Regions from separate parts of the Homo sapiens genome. Here region 2 is linked to region 1. The links are chromatin loops, found by intact Hi-C in ENCODE. Cell type or tissue: mammary epithelial cell. All regions are shown on one strand.

What was found. A loop is a pair of places that touch in the nucleus more often than their neighbours do. Peaks named below come from ENCODE experiments on the same cell type or tissue, not always from the same donor. Only the 100,000 strongest peaks of a DNase experiment are listed, where the experiment ranks them.
Region 2: a loop joins it to region 1, with 2.3 times the contacts of the local background. A loop is called at or near these places in 8 of 110 quality-filtered maps.

Annotation. Positions count from the first base shown.
Region 1 is chr12:1,470,684-1,478,683 of GRCh38, reverse strand. All of the region lies in intron 18 of ERC1 (ELKS/RAB6-interacting/CAST family member 1), which reads right to left. Among named protein-coding and RNA genes, the nearest start is that of LINC00942, 26 kb to the left of the region's middle. RefSeq lists an enhancer at 5,173-5,242. In mammary epithelial cell, no CTCF peak of the experiment used is centred here; DNase peaks (open chromatin) are centred at 2,513, 3,783, 4,403 and 4,983; H3K27ac peaks cover 3,667 bases.
Region 2 is chr12:1,529,073-1,537,072 of GRCh38, reverse strand. It overlaps LOC107984507 (a long non-coding RNA gene), which reads left to right and starts at 4,881. Exons shown (of 2, transcript NR_160736.1): 1 at 4,881-4,967; 2 at 5,302-8,000. RefSeq lists enhancers at 3,016-3,165, 3,316-3,515 and silencers at 6,529-6,638, 6,729-6,978. In mammary epithelial cell, no CTCF peak of the experiment used is centred here; no DNase peak of the experiment used is centred here; H3K4me3 peaks cover 1,612 bases.

The sequences.
Region 1 (8,000 bases):
GTAGCTGGGACTACAGGCGCTCGCCACCACGCCCGGCTAGTTTTTTGTATTTTTAGTAGAGACGGGGTTTCACCGTGTTAGCCAGGATGGTCTCGATCTCCTGACCTCGTGATCCACCCGCCTCGGCCTCCCAAAGTGCTGGGATTACAGGCGTGAGCCACCGCGCCCGGCCGGATTTCTGTCTCTTAAAAGACACCATTAAGAGAGTGAAAGGGCAGTCCACAGGAGAAGATACATATCTGATGTATGCATATCCATAATATATAAAGAACTCCTATAAAGCAGTAACAACAGTTAATAATGAAAAATAGGCAAGACACTTGAATGACCACAAGAGTATACTGAAATGGTTAACAGACATATAAAAAGGTGGATAACTCATTAGTCATCAGGAAAATACAAGTTAAAATCACAAGGAGATACCACTAAATGACCACCAGAATGGCTAAAATTTAAAAAGACAGACAGTATCAAGTGCTGACAAGGACGTGGAACCACTTGGCCTCTCCTACACTCCCGGTGGGAGTGTAAATGGCCATAACCACTTTAGAAAAACATCTGGCAGTATCTACTAAAGTTGAATGCCAAGCTGAACAAGTGGACTTGTAGGTACATGTAAATTCACCTGAAGACACTGATAAGAGTATTAAAACCTGGGAACAACCCAAATGTCCATACTGAATGATAAACAGACGATAAACAATTTGTGGCACATTCATACAATGGAATATCATAGAGCAATGAGAATGAATGAACTATATGTATAACAAAACAGATACAATTCGTAAACATGATGTTGAATGACAGAATCCAGACACAATAGAGTATGGTATGATTCCAGGCATAGAAAGTTTAAAAACAGGCAGAACTAATCTGTGGTGTTTGAGGTCAGGTTATCCTTGGAGGATGAGGAGTGACTGGAAGGAGGATGACAAGGGGCTTCGGCACTGGTAACATTCTGCTGCTTGTTCCAAGAATTTGCTATATGAGTGTGTAATTCAGCTATATACATAGGATTTGTTTACTTTTCTGTATGCAAGTTATAATTTCAAAACTTCAGAAAAAAACCCATCAAGGACCCCCAAGGATTATCTAACTGTACGATCCAATCTGACCCTGAAAACACCTGCTAGGCTGTCTGCCCTAGAGGCCCCCAACACCCACATGTTTCTGGCTCTCCTCTGCCTGCCCCAACATTTCTTCCCTGTCCTGGTGTTGTTCTTCTTTCTGCTCAGTCTCACACGTGCAGGGGTTTCCTGAGGTCTAAGGAGACTGTCCACTGTTCTCTCTTAGATCCTCTGCTTAGCGAAATGTGTTTACCTTTAGCTTTAAAAGGGGGGAGGGTGATAATAACAGCAACTAACTTACTGGGCATTTATTATGGGCCAAGTATTATTCTAAGTGCTTTAGTGATTAACACATTTAATCCACTTTCTTTCAAATTTATTTCTTTTGAGGTAGGTGTTCTTTAAATTTTTTTTTAATCACAGAAAATATCACATGTATAATAACTAGCATAATAACTCTTCTATGTCCCTCATCTAAACATAACCATTATGAAGGTGGATCTACACAATTATAACTCTAGCTTCTTTTTCTACTGAGTTTCAGACTCACATCTTTCCAGTGCCTGATAAACATCTCTTGGTGAATGTTCCCTTTACACATCAAATCATACTGTTCATACTATTTACTGAATTGTTCTTTTCACCCAATAATTAAACAGCTTTTCATGTGATAAAATATTCTTCTAAAATAATTTATAATGGGCTGCATTGTAATCCATTTTATTAATATATTGTAATTTATTTAACTCCAATAGACATTTAGTTTGTTCTCGTTTTCATTACTATAAATATTAATGTATTACATTTTCCCATACATAAATCTTTGCATGTCTATGATTTTCTACTTAAAATTCCCGAGTCAAAGGGTATAGACCTGTGTAAAGCTTTTGACAAGTAACCAGACCATTCTAGAATAGCTGTACTGATATTCAGCCCATAAGCAAGAAATAAGGGTGCCATTTTCCCACTCTCTGAACATACTGGGGACTCCAACAAACCAACCAATCCCAACCTTCCCAGTATGACAGCACTGTTTTCATTCGTAGTTCTTCCCATCTGTAGTGAAGCCAAAAACTGGGGTAAAACATTAAAAAATATATATTTATTGGCCACTTCTTCTGTGAGTTTCCTATTAATGCTCTTTCCAGATCATGTTTCTTCTAATTTAGTTTTTTCTTTCTTTTTTTTCTTTTGAAGAGAAAGAGTCTTGCTCTGTTGCCCAGGCTGGAGTTCAGTGGAGTGATCATAGCTCACTGTAACCTCTAACTCCTGGCCTCAAGTGATCCTCCTGCATCAGCTTCCCGAGTAGCTAGGGCTACAGGAGAGTGCCACCACGCCTGGCTAAGTTTTTTTTTTTTTTTGAGATGGAGTCTTGCTCCGTCGCCCTGGCTGGAGTGTAGTGGCGTGATCTCAGCTCATTGCAATCTCTGCCTCCCGGGTTCATGCCATTCTCCTGCCTCAGCCTCCTGAGTAGCTGGGACCACAGGTGGCCCCAGGCTAATTTTTAAAATATTTTTAGTAGAGACGGGGTTTCACTGTGTTAGCCAGGATGGTCTCGATCTCCTGACCGTGTGATCCACCCACCTCGGCCTCCCAAAGTGCTGGGATTACAGGCATGAGTCACCTTGCCCAGCCTTTTTTTTTTTTTTAAAGAGATGACATCTCACTATGTTGCCCAGGCTGCTCTTCAACTCCTGGCCTTAAGCAATCCTCCCACTTCAGCCTCCCATAATGTTGAAATTACAGGTGTGAGCCACCACATCTAGCCTAGTTTTTTCATTTCCGATATCCTTGTTAACAATCCTAATTCAAGCTCTCATGTTCTACCATCTTGCAATAGCTTCATAACTACTTCAACCCTGGTGTAAGAGTAATCTTTCTAAAATAGGCTGGAACAGTTCCCTCCTCCTCTTCCAACATCTTAAATGATTTCCTTCCTACAAAATAAAAGACTAAGCTTTTTGGCATGGGAGCTACTGCTTCAATTTCATCTCCTGGTACATACCTGCCATTCCCTGTCTTTGCTTTTCCTTTCCTCTCATTCTAGAATGTGGACAATCTTACTTCCTACACATCTTTCTTCTCTATCTTTCTTATCCTTCACGGTTGAGCCCCTTTTCTCTGTAATGCCATCCCTGGTTAGAAGTGTAAACTGCTACAGTATTCATTTTGTCCCCTTTCAATAGTTGGTTTTATGTTTAATTCCCCAACTGTTCTTCAAGCTCCTTGGTGAATTCTTTTTTGTATACCAATATTGCCTCGTAACAAAAGGCCTGCACGTAGCAGACAATCTGAAAATGGTGAATGAAATAAAGGAATAGATATTAATTCTGGGGAAAGGCCTCGATAATGTTCTAAAGAGCTATTTAAGTTCAAATTTGAAGCATGTCCAAACCAAAACAATCTGATGATACAGGCCCTTTGGTAGACAGCAGGGCACATAAACCATACAGTGTAGCACTCCACTGTGTTTAAAGTTCTTAAGGGATGGAATACGGGACAAGTATAGGATACGAAGGTGGCCTCTGGCAGAAATTCTCTGGCTTTTTTGTGTGTTGAATGTTATTAAAATGCATTCTGTTCTTAGTAGCTGTTCCAGCCCTCCCTGAACTCAGAGTAGTAATATGATTTCTAGAGGGACTTGAGCCAAGAATCACAAATGCAAGAGCAACTCAATCTGAATGCTCAAAGCAACACAGGCTGGAAGCGTATGCAGCAGAGGGAAGGGGAGAATGCCTCACCCTACCACTGTGCAGGGAAGAAACGAACGGAGGAAGCTCAGCAGAGCGGGAACATTTCAGAGATGAGGCTCTCCAAGCATATGGCAGACAAAAGCATGGTTACGACTGGCTACAGGGAAAACCACTCAGGCCCCCTTCCCTCTTTGAGTGTTAGGATAACTGCCAGAGAACAAGCTGACAGTCTAAAGAATAAGGAATGCGAGGGGGCTGAATGGAGAAAGAGAAGCAGAGCTGAGGGGCGGGCTGCTTGATTCAGGGAGACTGCCCCAAACATTTACCGCTCAGCACAAGTCATGATTTTAGAACAGAAACAACATTTTCTCTCTAGTAAAGATGTTAGAGAGAGCTACCAGAACTCCGTGAAATAAATTTGTAAAAGAGAAAATACAGTTAAAAGTTCTGTGGACTTGGCCTGATTTCAAGGTAAACAACTCTATTCATAGTCACAAAGCATGAGGTGAAAGGGAGGATGTATTGATGGGTATAAAGAAGGGACGGTTACAAGAGGGGTCAGTGAATGAATTCCTCTGTGGTTGGCAGTGACTCAGATTAATTCCTTTCTGCAGATGGTTTGGTGGAGGGCAGGAAATTATTCAGAAATGCCTAGTTTGGTTTAAGCAGACAAGAATCTAAACTTGAGGTTCTAACAGCTAAGTCCCAGGATGTGTCACAGGCCATGAGGTCTGAGCTGTAATCTGGCATGATGTTCGGAGCCTTTTGGAGCTGACAGATCAAGTGGAAATGGTGCTCGTCCTGGCCAGGTCTGGCCCACAAGCCCCTAACTTGAATCTGCAGGCTTCTTAGGAGATACGAAGACATAAAATAACTTCCTAGTTTGGAATTTCACACAACTGGAATAAATGGAAATGTATTTTGCCGTAAGAGCATCTATTGAATAAGACATAAAACTTACACAGTCAGAGGGATCTGGAATCCCTCTAACCCTCTACAATCCCTCTAAACCTCAATCTTTTTTGCCCAGGGATCTATTTTTCTACAGGCATCTGGTCACTTCTTGACTCTACAGAATCCCTTTAGCACTTAGTACCAGGGAAAACTAAAATTGCTCTTGAAGAATTTATCCTATGTTTATTTCCCACTCATTAAAGTTAACTCCAAAGTCCTCTTTCCTTTCAAGTCTGCACTTGCAGAGACTGTGCAAGTGGGCCGGAAGTGGTAATGGCTGTGAGGCTGCTGTGGGGACTTCTCCTTCTCCCTCCCTGTCCTTTTTTTTTTTTTTTTTTTTGAGATAGAGTCTCACTCTGTCCCCCAGGCTGGAGTGCGGTGGCGAGATCACAGCTCACTGCAGCCTGGAACTCCTGGGCTCAAGTGATCTTCCTGCCTTAGACCGCTGAGTAGCCGGGACTACGGGTGCGCACCATCACACCCAGCTCCCCTTCCTACTTTGTGATGAACTCCCTTGCCAGGCAATGTATGAATTTGTTTTTACAGGAAGGAAAGGCTGTTGCTTAGACCAAAAGTAAATAAGATGTTACTGCTCTCCCATAACTAACTTTGAACAAAATGGCATAATAAAAACGAGAGTTTGGGCCGGGCGCAGTGGCTCACACCTGTAATCCCAGCACTTTGGGAGGCCAAGGTGGGTGGATCACGAGGTCAGGAGTTCAAGACCAGCCTGATCAACATGGTGAAACCCTGTCTCTACTTAAAAAAATACAAAAATTAGCTGGGCATGGTGGTGCGTGCCTGTAATCCTAGCTACTCAGGAAGCTGAGGCAGGAGAACTGCTTGAACCCAGGAGGCGGAGGTTGCAGTGAGCTGAGATCGCACCACTGCACTCCAGCCTGGGCAACAGAGTGAGACTCCTTCTCAGAAAAACAAACAAAAAACAACAAGAGTTTGGCTCCATTCGGGTCTGTCTATCCAAAGTCAAAATTCCACTGCTTAACAATTTGATAGTTCACAGTCATCTCCTCCAGATTCAAGTGGTGATATAAAGGGACTTCCTCCTTTCTTTCCCTCATGATAGAAGATGAGATTCCCTGGATGGGAGGGAAACTCAAGTATGTAATTACTTTCTTGTATTATCAACAACACTTTATGCCTGGCATGTAATAAGTGTTCATTAAGTATTTACTGAGTGAATGCTAGCCATATGCCTTAGGGTAGCTAGATTTATCTTCCTTCCTCCCTCCTTCCCTTCCTTCCTTTTTTCCTTTTCTTTCTCCCTTCCTTCCTTTTCTCTTCTCTTTTTTTTTTTCTTTTGAGACAGGGTTACACTCTGTTGCCCAGGCTGGAGTGCAGTGGTGTGATCACGGCTCACTGCAATCTCTACCTCTTGGGCTGAAGTGATTCTCTCACCTCAGCTTCCCGAGTGGCTGGGACTACAGCGAAATGCCAGCACACCCCACTAATTTTAAATTTTTTTTGTAGAGAGGAGGTCTCACTATGTTGCCCAGACTGGTCTTGAACTCCTGGCCTCAAGCAATCCTCCCACCTTGGCTTCCCAAAGTGCTGGGATTATAGTGGGGAGCCACTGTGCTTGGCCTAGATTTTTTAATGTTAGGTCATCACATATTTCTGCCATTCATTTTCAAAGGTTAAAAACAAAACAAAAACAAATCAAGAGCTTCTCTGCTTCCCAGCTATGGCACTGAAAACTCTGCAACTGCACTGGCAGCCCCCAGCCCTAAAAGAAATAAAACAGTTAAGATTTCTAGTGAATCTATATAAAAACATAAATTATCATTTAGTTTTCTACCCTGTCCCCTATCCCCGACCTGCAGCTCAGGCAAATACCCAACAATGGAACAACGAGACCTACAAATGCTACACCCAAAACAGGCCAATTCTGAAATTTAGACTCATCAGCCCGGAAGGGAGCTACAGGAACTACTAGTCCCATTCTCTAACCTTACAAGTAAGACAGCTGAGGTCTCAAGAGGTACAGGGCCAGGTACACAGGTTAGACTGATAGATCTATCTGTTGTAGGAAAACTTAATATGTATCTATCACGCCTGGCCAGTGGTTAGTGGATCAGGCTCTACTGCATCCAGGTGCACAAGCTCTCCATGGAGAAAAAGAGGAAGTCTCCCCTACCTGAGAGGAAAGCTTTACAAGGAATCTGGTCTTGCTAGCTGTCAGACCTCTTCCAGCTGTCACCACTCACAGTTGTTTATTATTCTTTGCAAGGTTAGAGTCAACCATTATTTTGTGAAAGTCAACAACTGAGAGACCAAGTAACCCCAGCAAAGGTGGACAAATGAATTGGGTCAGTGGCAATCTACAGGACCAAGAAACACGTGTTGCTAACACCTGTCACTCCAAATTAACCTCCTCATGTACAGCAGGAGCTGGAACCACGCACTACAATAGATACAACACTTCAGTTTTAAACCGTTATCTGGACAAAATCCAGAACAAATGTTTGCTTTCTGATGATTATATTTTGTATTCGCAGATGTCACCAACATACTCATATCTTAATTTCTAACTTACTTATGTCTAGACACTTCTAAAATTCTGGCTGTCTTCCTGCCTAAAGCATTCTTCCCTAGCTGAGATAATTTCAGTTTTTTCTACGTGATAGTCTGTGCCTACAGCAACTTTCCAGATTATCCTCTTTCCTGAAAAGTTATACCTCTCTAATTTTTTAGAGAAAGGGTCTCGCTGTGTTGCTCAGGTGGGTCTTGAACTCTTGGCCTTAAACGATCCTCCTGCCTCAGCCTCCTGAGCAGCTGGGACTACGGGTGTGTGCCACCATGCTCAGCAGGTTTTATCTTGATGTGGGTGTTATACCTTTTCTGAACAAGCTGGGAAGGGAGCTGAATAGCACGGGAGTTTGGCAAGAGAACAGAAAACATGACTATAAAAGACAAAAATGGGAATTAAAAAAATAAAACTCAACAGGAGATTTACATTGGTCTGATGAGCCTCTATACACTAAGAAAACAGGGGACCATCTCTTGTATAGAAATGTCCCTGGAACACCAAAGGAACTGTGACGTGGTATCCCACTCAAAGAACAAGCCAGTTACCCTTCTGTGTGGAATGCTTGGACGAAGTACAGTCCTGAAGCAAGAGATGGACGGATGGACTCTGGAAGTCTTTATCAGGCCAAAGATTTGCAGATGCAGGCTTGAGAAAGTGTGGAGTATTCTAAACAAAGAAGCAGATTTCCCAGTGAGGCAGATTTTTAATCTGGTTGTCTAAGCTGATTTGGTAATATCT
Region 2 (8,000 bases), 58 kb before region 1:
CACAGCATGTGACTGTACTGGATACTCTAGGCAGCTGGAACACAGTGGTAAGTATTTGTGTATCTAAACAAATCTAAACATAGAAAAGGCACAGTGAAATATCTTATGCAACCACTGTGGTCTATGCAGTCCATCATTAACCGAAACATCTTTATGCAGCGTATAACTGTACATAGAGAAGACAAGAGGTCCAAAGAGATAACCAGGTGAGCTGCTGCCGATGAGCAAGAAGAGAAACTGGAAGAGTGAGATGCTCTGGAAGCCAAGTGAAGGTCGTACAGCAAAGGGGAGGCAATGGGCCAGCAGTGGTGGCTCACACCTGCAATCCCAGAGCTTTGAGAGGCCAAGGTGGGAGGATCACTTGAAGTGGAGTTCAAGACCAGCCTGGACAACATAATGAGACCCTATCTCTACAAAAAATTTAAAAATTAGTCGGACACGGTCGTGCGTGCCTGTAGTCTCAGCTACTCACGAGGCTGAGGCAGGAGGATCACCCGAGCTTAGGATGAGCTTTGGTCAGGCTGGTCTCGAACTCCTGACCTCAAATGATCCTCGGCCTCCCAAAGTGCTGGGATTACAGGCGTGAGCCACCTTGCCCAGCCTAAAGCTGATTTTAGATATGACTTCACAGAGGTTACCTTTTTAAGAATAACAAAATGCAACAAGTTAAGATTTTGGGTGACTTCCAAATCCAGGGAACATATCAGCATTTGCTTAGTTAAAACGACAGATGCCTCTGAGATGGGGTCAGCAGGACCCCCTCCTTTTCAGCCAGGGACTCGCCGGATTCTCAACTGCGCAGGACCACGTCAGCATTGAGCTCTCCTCTCCCATCGACCTGCCTCCCTCTTCCTTCCCTTCATCAATATCACCACAAAAGCTGTCGCATCTAGAGCCCCACAAGGCTCCAGGCATGGTCCAGATGCTTTATGTACACTAGTCCTAACCACCACATACCACATAGAGATAGGTATAAAGTTACGGTTTCCAGTACACAAGTAAGAAAACAGAGACACAGAGAAGTCAGGTAACCTGCCCTACCTCAGGTGACGCAGCTGTGCTGGGGTTTGCACCCAGAAGTCTGCCTCAAAAGCCCTCCTCGTCCCAGCATATACCCTATCAATGCAACTGAAAATGCCCCCTCTTCCTTCACTCACCAGCCCCCGCTCCCAAGGGTGATATTCTAGTTCTCAATTTATATACACAATCTCTTTAAAAGTTTAATTGCTTTGATTGCAGGTCTCATACCCCCAAACAAGATTTCTAAGAAAATTCAGTAATTCTTTACTCAAAATTTCTCAGGAGAAACTTCTCAACAAATACTGGTGAAATCTATAACCTTAGGGAGGAGTCTATGACAGGCACTCAACTTTGCCCCAACCTCCCAGAGCAAGACAAGCCTCCTGTCATCTGGGGGATATTCACCGGTAAGAAAAATGGGTGCGGGGCCACTGGCCTCTTGCCCATGTCCATCCACTGGTTAAGTTCAGGAAGTGTCACCAGTGAAGGCACGACACCAGCAAGAGCCCAGGAGCTCAGGGCTGCTCTGTGGCTGCGCACCTTCGGTTCTGGGCTTGACCTCTTTAAGAGGAGCCACACTGAGAGCAGCAAACAGGATGACCACGAGCTGGCCTCAGAAAAGCTTTGTTACTTTAGATTTTTCATAACATTATATTTTTATGTTACAGTTTTTGCTTCCACAACAGGACTCAGAGCAAATCCAACAATTAATCATTTGCAGATAACTCTAAAGTGACTTTTGGGGGCTAAAGTGTGTAAACCAAGAACTTTTGAGTTCACTGCCTTTTCTAAGCCAAGGCCAGCTATCGTTTCCCAGGCCTCAGTAAATCCACTGTATAAATCAGACAGGAGTAACCTTTTAGGAGTTAGCATTTCTGGGGCTCTAGGAGGCTACAGAGGAGACTGTATACCCCTTTAAGAAAGGTTGGGGTGCCTCCCCCTAGAACTCAGGCACCAGCCCCAAAGTCACCCAAAGCTGGAGACAGAGGCTTGTCATAATCTCCCAGATGCCAGCGAACCACAGAGGCCCCTGGCAGGCCCAAGCCCAAAGCCAGGAGCACAACCTGAGCCTCCAGCTTGACCACAAACCCTGCCTCTGAGACCACGGCTGGTGAAACAGTAACTCTGTGAAAGCAGCAGGCCCAGAGCACCCCCCACCCCTCTGGTGGGGACACTCCAGGCCTGTCCACAGCAGAGGGATTCCCAAACCTGAAAGAGCTCGAGCTGTTCAGAGTGACAGGATGTTAGAGCTGGAAGGGGCCCCTGGGACCAACTAACCCAATGCTCTCACTTTATAGAAAAGACAAGCAAGGCTGGGCAAGGTGGCTCATGTCTATAATCCCAGCACTTTGGGAGGCTGAGGCAGGAGAATCACTTAAGCCCAGGAATTCAAGACCAGCCTGGGCAACATAGTGAAACCCAATTTATACAAAAAATTAAAAAAGAACAAAATTAGCCAGGCATGGTGGTGCACGGCTCCTACAATCCCAGCCACTGGGGAGACTGAGGTGAGAGGATCACTTGAGCCCAGGAGGTCGAGGCTGCAGTGAGCCATTATCATACCACTGCACTCTAGCCTGAGCAGCAGAGAAAGACCCTGTTAAAAAAAAAAAAAAAAAAAAAAAAAAGGAAAGAAAAGAAAATATTACTGAGATCCAGAGAGAAGCTACCGTGTGCACCCCAACCCACTCAAACACCCTCCCCAGCAAAACCTCAAGAAAAGACAGTGATGCAAAGGACAGGACATCCAGGTGGGTTGGTTTCTTAGGGGAGCTGGAGGTTTGGGGTGCCAAAGACCTTAGAGAATGCCCCTGTCCCTTTAAGGGCTGCACTGCTGCCAGCACCCTACGTGCTTACTCAAAGGGGATCCGACAGCCCGGCAGCCAGGCTGGGTAATGATTACAGTCAGCACAGCCCCCTGAGGACCTTAAATGACAGCTTGAGTCTAGGCTTCCTGTGATCTCCGTGCACAGTATCTGGAAGGGTTAGGGGAGAGCATCTTCCCCCAGTACCGAACCAGGTTCCAACTCACCCAGGAGGAAAGAGATGGGAAGAAAGCCACATGGGTGGAGAAGCAGCGGGGAGAGAGACCAACTTTAGAAAGCCTAGAAGAGGACTCATGCAGCACAAAGAGACCACACTGCAACCACAGGGGCGAAGAAGTCAGGAAATGCTGCCGCAGCAGCCAGCCCAGTGGCGAGACCGCAAGCCAGTGGCTCAAACTGGGATGGAGGGGGCGGAGGTTTAAATTTAGCCAGGTAAACAGAGCCGGGCCAGGGGTGGAGAGGGCCTGGTAGGGGCTGTGCAGTCACCTGCTCTCCAGAGTTGGGGCATTTCTCGCTGAAGGGAACAGTCCAGCCAGAACTGTACCAAACAGCGGATCCGTTTTCAGGGTTCCTCCAGCATGCTGCTTGGGGGAGCACACAGGCTGCGCCCCAGAGATGGACAGAAGGTTAGTTTTACTTTAAAGGGTGGCTCAGATTTAAAATGAGCATGTCTTTTCATCTTGATGGCAATATCGATGCACAATCCCTCTGCTGGATGTTTCTGGACTCGTAGATAACGGTGAAGACGCTCAACAGAAACCAGCCAAGGCTGCCCGTAAGTGGAGCTCCCACATGCTCTCATTGCCCAGAGGGCTTTTACATCTACTGCTGTTGTGTGTCTTCAGAGACCTGATGGAGTTACCCAACAACCAGTAACTACCACCACGACCACACACTCTGAGGACTGCATCCAGGACTAGCGCTGGAGCAAAGATGGGCTCTGAAGACCTGGTTAGAAGATGAAGGAGATAAATGGCAGGCGGTTTGAAAAGGAGCCAGAGAGAAAAAGCTCTCGCTGACACGAGAGCTTTTTTGGACTGACTGGTTTCTATTTCAGAGAAGACAAGGACTATCACCACACGTAAAAACTTCCCTCCATGCTAGAGAAGCCAGGCTGCGGCAATCCAGAAAGCAGCAGAACCATCCTAGAATTAAAAATTAGAACAGACCAGCCTAGTCCTCTGCCTTTCTTGACCTTGAAGAAGAGCAAACAAAAAATCTTTCAGCTGCCCCTAGAGTCAGAGGGTGAAATACACAAGGGAAGAAGAATTCCAGATTTTTTCTTTTCGCAGCATATGGCTCCCAGCAATTTTGGCAATATCCCTTTAACTTATGCTTTTTGGACAGAAAAAATTTTAGAAAAGGGTAGTTTCAAGTCAATAAGAAACCCCTGGTGATATTACAATCACCAAATGAACTAAAGAGGGGACCGGTTTCAGATACCTTGGAGAAACACACAGACACACACGCTCAATCACCTATTCATATTCAAATACATAAGATATCAGAGCCTGGGAAAGTATGAAATCCATGGGTGGAAAAAGACCAGCCAGCTCCTCCGAGCCTGGCTCCTGCTCCCCTGGCAGGCAGATCCCACAGAGTGTCACACGCCCTTGGCCTGACTGTCTTTAAGAAGAGAAAGAAAGGGAAGGGGAGATGTCTCTCCTGACTGCCTTTGGGTATTGACCCATCCATTGTCACTTTAGGTTCCTTTACTCCCTTCACGTCCTGCCCTGTTGTCCGCGCCACCTGCATCTGTTAGTAAAAAGCCCTGGTTTTAATTGTGACCCTTCCCTTGGACTGCTGGACTTGTCATCACCATGAAGACGCCAGCTCCATCACTCCTCTCACAAGGGTGCCTAAGAGGTCTCTTTCAGCACTGCCATCCTTCCAAGGAGACACACCTCCTCCTTCTTGCTATTTATAACCACGAATCTTGTGTGTCAAAGCGAGAACAGACACTATTTTGAGATGGAGGAAAACCACCCCTCAGTCTTCCACCTCTAATAGGTCGGTGTGTTTGCCAGGACCTGTGTGTGTGAGCCTAGGCAGGGGTGCGGCTGCAAGCTCCAGGTCTGGCATCCGCTCGTCTGTGCCTGAGATGGGGAGTCTTGCCTTTGCGTAAGTGAATTCTGCCGGTTAATCGGATGGCAGGAGAGGCTGGGTGCAGGAAAGGGTCCTTAGGCCTTCTGAGGGCGTGCCCGCTGCTGCCTGGGCTCTCCGTTGCCTTAGGGGCCAGCCACAGGAGGGGGCTCCCTAGGCTTCCCCCGTGTGCCTGGACGAGTGCTGGTGGCTGGCTAGCGGCTGCCCCTGCCCTGCCGAGCCAGGGTTTTCGGCTCCACACTGACGGCACGGGCACAGACGTCCCATCGCAGCTCTGGTGACTGGGCACATTCCGGGGCCCCTGGAGCAGTCTGGGGGGTTGATTCCACGATCCCTAGTTTTTCTCCTCCAGGTACCAGGCTGAACCTCTGCCCAGGGGAGTAGCAACTGGAAGCTGTTGCCAACGTGGCCAGGTGGCAAAAGCAGTGAAGAAGGGCCCGGGTGAAGTGGAGGGGACACCGGACACACACACACCCCTTCAGCTGAGTAACCAACGCAGGGCCGGGGCCACCTCAGTTTCCCTCCCTGTAAAACAGGGCCGGGCAGGCTCCCCGCAAACCGAACTGCCTCTCCCAGCGGTCTGCAGCAAATACCCGGGGGTTCGGCTCCGACTGGAGCGCGGGCTACGCGTCCACCGAGGCTCCAAGAAAGTGAAGGAGGAGGTCTCGTCCCGCCTCTCCCACGGCGGGGACGTGGAGCGCCGGAGCGACCGGAGAAGCACAAAGCCGAGCGGCGCTCGGGCTCTACCTGCGCGGTCCGGGCAGAAACGCAGGCTCCCACCCGCGTCCGGCGGGTAAAGTAACCCAGATGGGGTCCTCGATGCCGGCGCAGACCTCGGCGGAGGGTCGGGGCTGGGCCCGACCAGACCCGGGAGAGTGAGCGCGAAGCTCAGAGGCCGCCCCGCCTGCGCCGCCGACCCCGGAGCCTCCTATGCCTGCCCGCGCGAGGGCCCGGCGGTCCCCAGCTTTGTTCGCCGCCCCGGCCCGGGGCGACTCCCTTCCCCCGACCTGACCCCGGCCCGCCCCGACCCGACGCCCGCGGCGCGCAGACCCACCCGGCGGACACCCAGCGCGGCCGCGGGGCCGGGAAGGCGGAGGAGCCGCGCGAGGTTCGGCAGCCGGGGCGGCGGCGGCGGCGGCGGGGCCGTCCCCGGGGGCGAGGGCCGGCGCTTACCTGCATGTCCCGCCGCGTGTCAGGCCCGCGGGCTCCGGGCGCCGCTCGGCCCGGCCCGGCTCTTCCTGCGCCCGGCTGCGCTGGGTCGGCGGGCGAGGCGCGGCCCGCGGGGGCGCAGGGGGCGGCCGGCGGGGCCCGGGGCAGACCCTGCCCGCTCCTCTCAGCGCGCGGGCCGCTCGGGCCGCCGCCTCCGACTCTTCATCCGCGGCCGGGGCGCGGGGCTGGCGGCGCGGGCGGGCGTGCTCGGCTCCCGGGGTCCCGCCGAGGCGTCTCGGGCCCCCCCCCCGATGCTGGGGCAGCCTCCGAGGTGTCCACCGGAGCCCGGCCAGGCAGCCCCGGCGCTCGGAGTCTGCGCGCCCTCCTGCCGCCCGGAGGGCTCCCTGCTCCGCGCCGGGGACCCCCGAACTCAGCGGGCGGGGACGGTCGGGGGCGCGCAGCCTGCGGCCGATCCGGAGGGAGGCCCTGGGCCCGAGGCGCGGGCTCGGGAGGCCGCCGTCGATCTCGCCGGGCTGCGCGCCCTGCTCCGGAGCGCGGGACCCGGGGAAGTTTCGGCCCAAGTTGGCTGCGGGGCGGGTGGCGGCCGCGGCTCGGAGTGCAGGGCCCGGCGCTGGGCGAGTGGATCCTGGGGGCGCCGCCGCCTCCGCCCCGCCTCCCGCGCCTCCTCCCCGCCCCCGACAGCCGCGCCGGCCCCGGCTCGCTCCTGCCCACCAGCCGGGCCGCGACACCCTCCCGAGGGCTCCTCCCAGGCGCTGGGACCGCGACCTCCGCACCTGCCTCCCGCCCGGCTCCCTCGGCCCCTAAGCAGAGCGGCCCGGGGGCCTCGCCGCGGGGGTGCGGACGGGGAGTCTCCGCCGCCCGGCCCCCTTCTCCCGGCGCCGCACGCCTGCTGCCCCCTTCTCCTGGAACTCGACCCGATCCTCCGAAGAAACCGCGGCTCTTACCCCGGCCAGCAGCCCCCTCGGGGCGCCCAAGGAGCCCGTACCCGCGCCCCGCGATCCTGGCACGAGCGCCCACCTCGGCGTCTGCGGGGCCCGAGGCTCTGAGAGGGGAAGAGAGTTATGTCCTCCGCTTTCTTGCTACGCGTCCTCCTTTGAATCCCCCAAGGAAGTAGAGTGACCCGGGAACTACTTTGCCGCTTCGCAAACCCAGGTCATCCCCCTCGCAGTCCTGGGCCCTTCCCTACAGAGCCCAGCTCAGAAAGATCCCTGGGTTTGGGAAAAATGAGGCAGAAAGGTTTCAAGGAGCAAACGTGTTCTCTCAATACTTTCGTCATGGATATAGGACTAAATAATTCTCCTGATGTTTTATGGAGAAAATGAGGCACAGGAAAGTCTGACGACCAACCCATAGTCACTGCAGGGGCTAATAGCTTGAGAAGGTCACTAGAGTCCAGGGCTCGGCCTTAGTTCAGATCCAAGTTTAAATGCTTTTCTGGAAGTCCCATGTCCTTTTGTAGGTAACCTCATAGCACCTCTGGGTGAGCTGCCCAAGAGGGTGTCCAAGGAGGTGAAGTGGGTGAGCTAAGGTCCCAGTGGAGGCAGGAGCTGCTGGTCCCTGCTCCAGACCCAGGTAACAGGGACCAACCGAGAGCAGCCAGTAGGATCCCAGGCCTGCCCTCCAGCCCCTTTGCTTTTACATTCTGAAAAACCCAGTCTCTTCCCTGAGGAGGAGGTCGCCCTGCTAAAGAAATTGCCTTCGAATGCAGTACAGTGAGGGGAGGGAAAATACAATAGTAATAATCAAAGGCTTTGCCTTTTTAAAATTAGTAACCAAACAAGGTGACAGCCTCCCCCTTTCAGTGGGGGAAGGGGCAGCAGGGAGGGTCAGGGAATGGATGGGACCAGGAACCCACCACACTGGGCAGGCAATAAGGAGCTA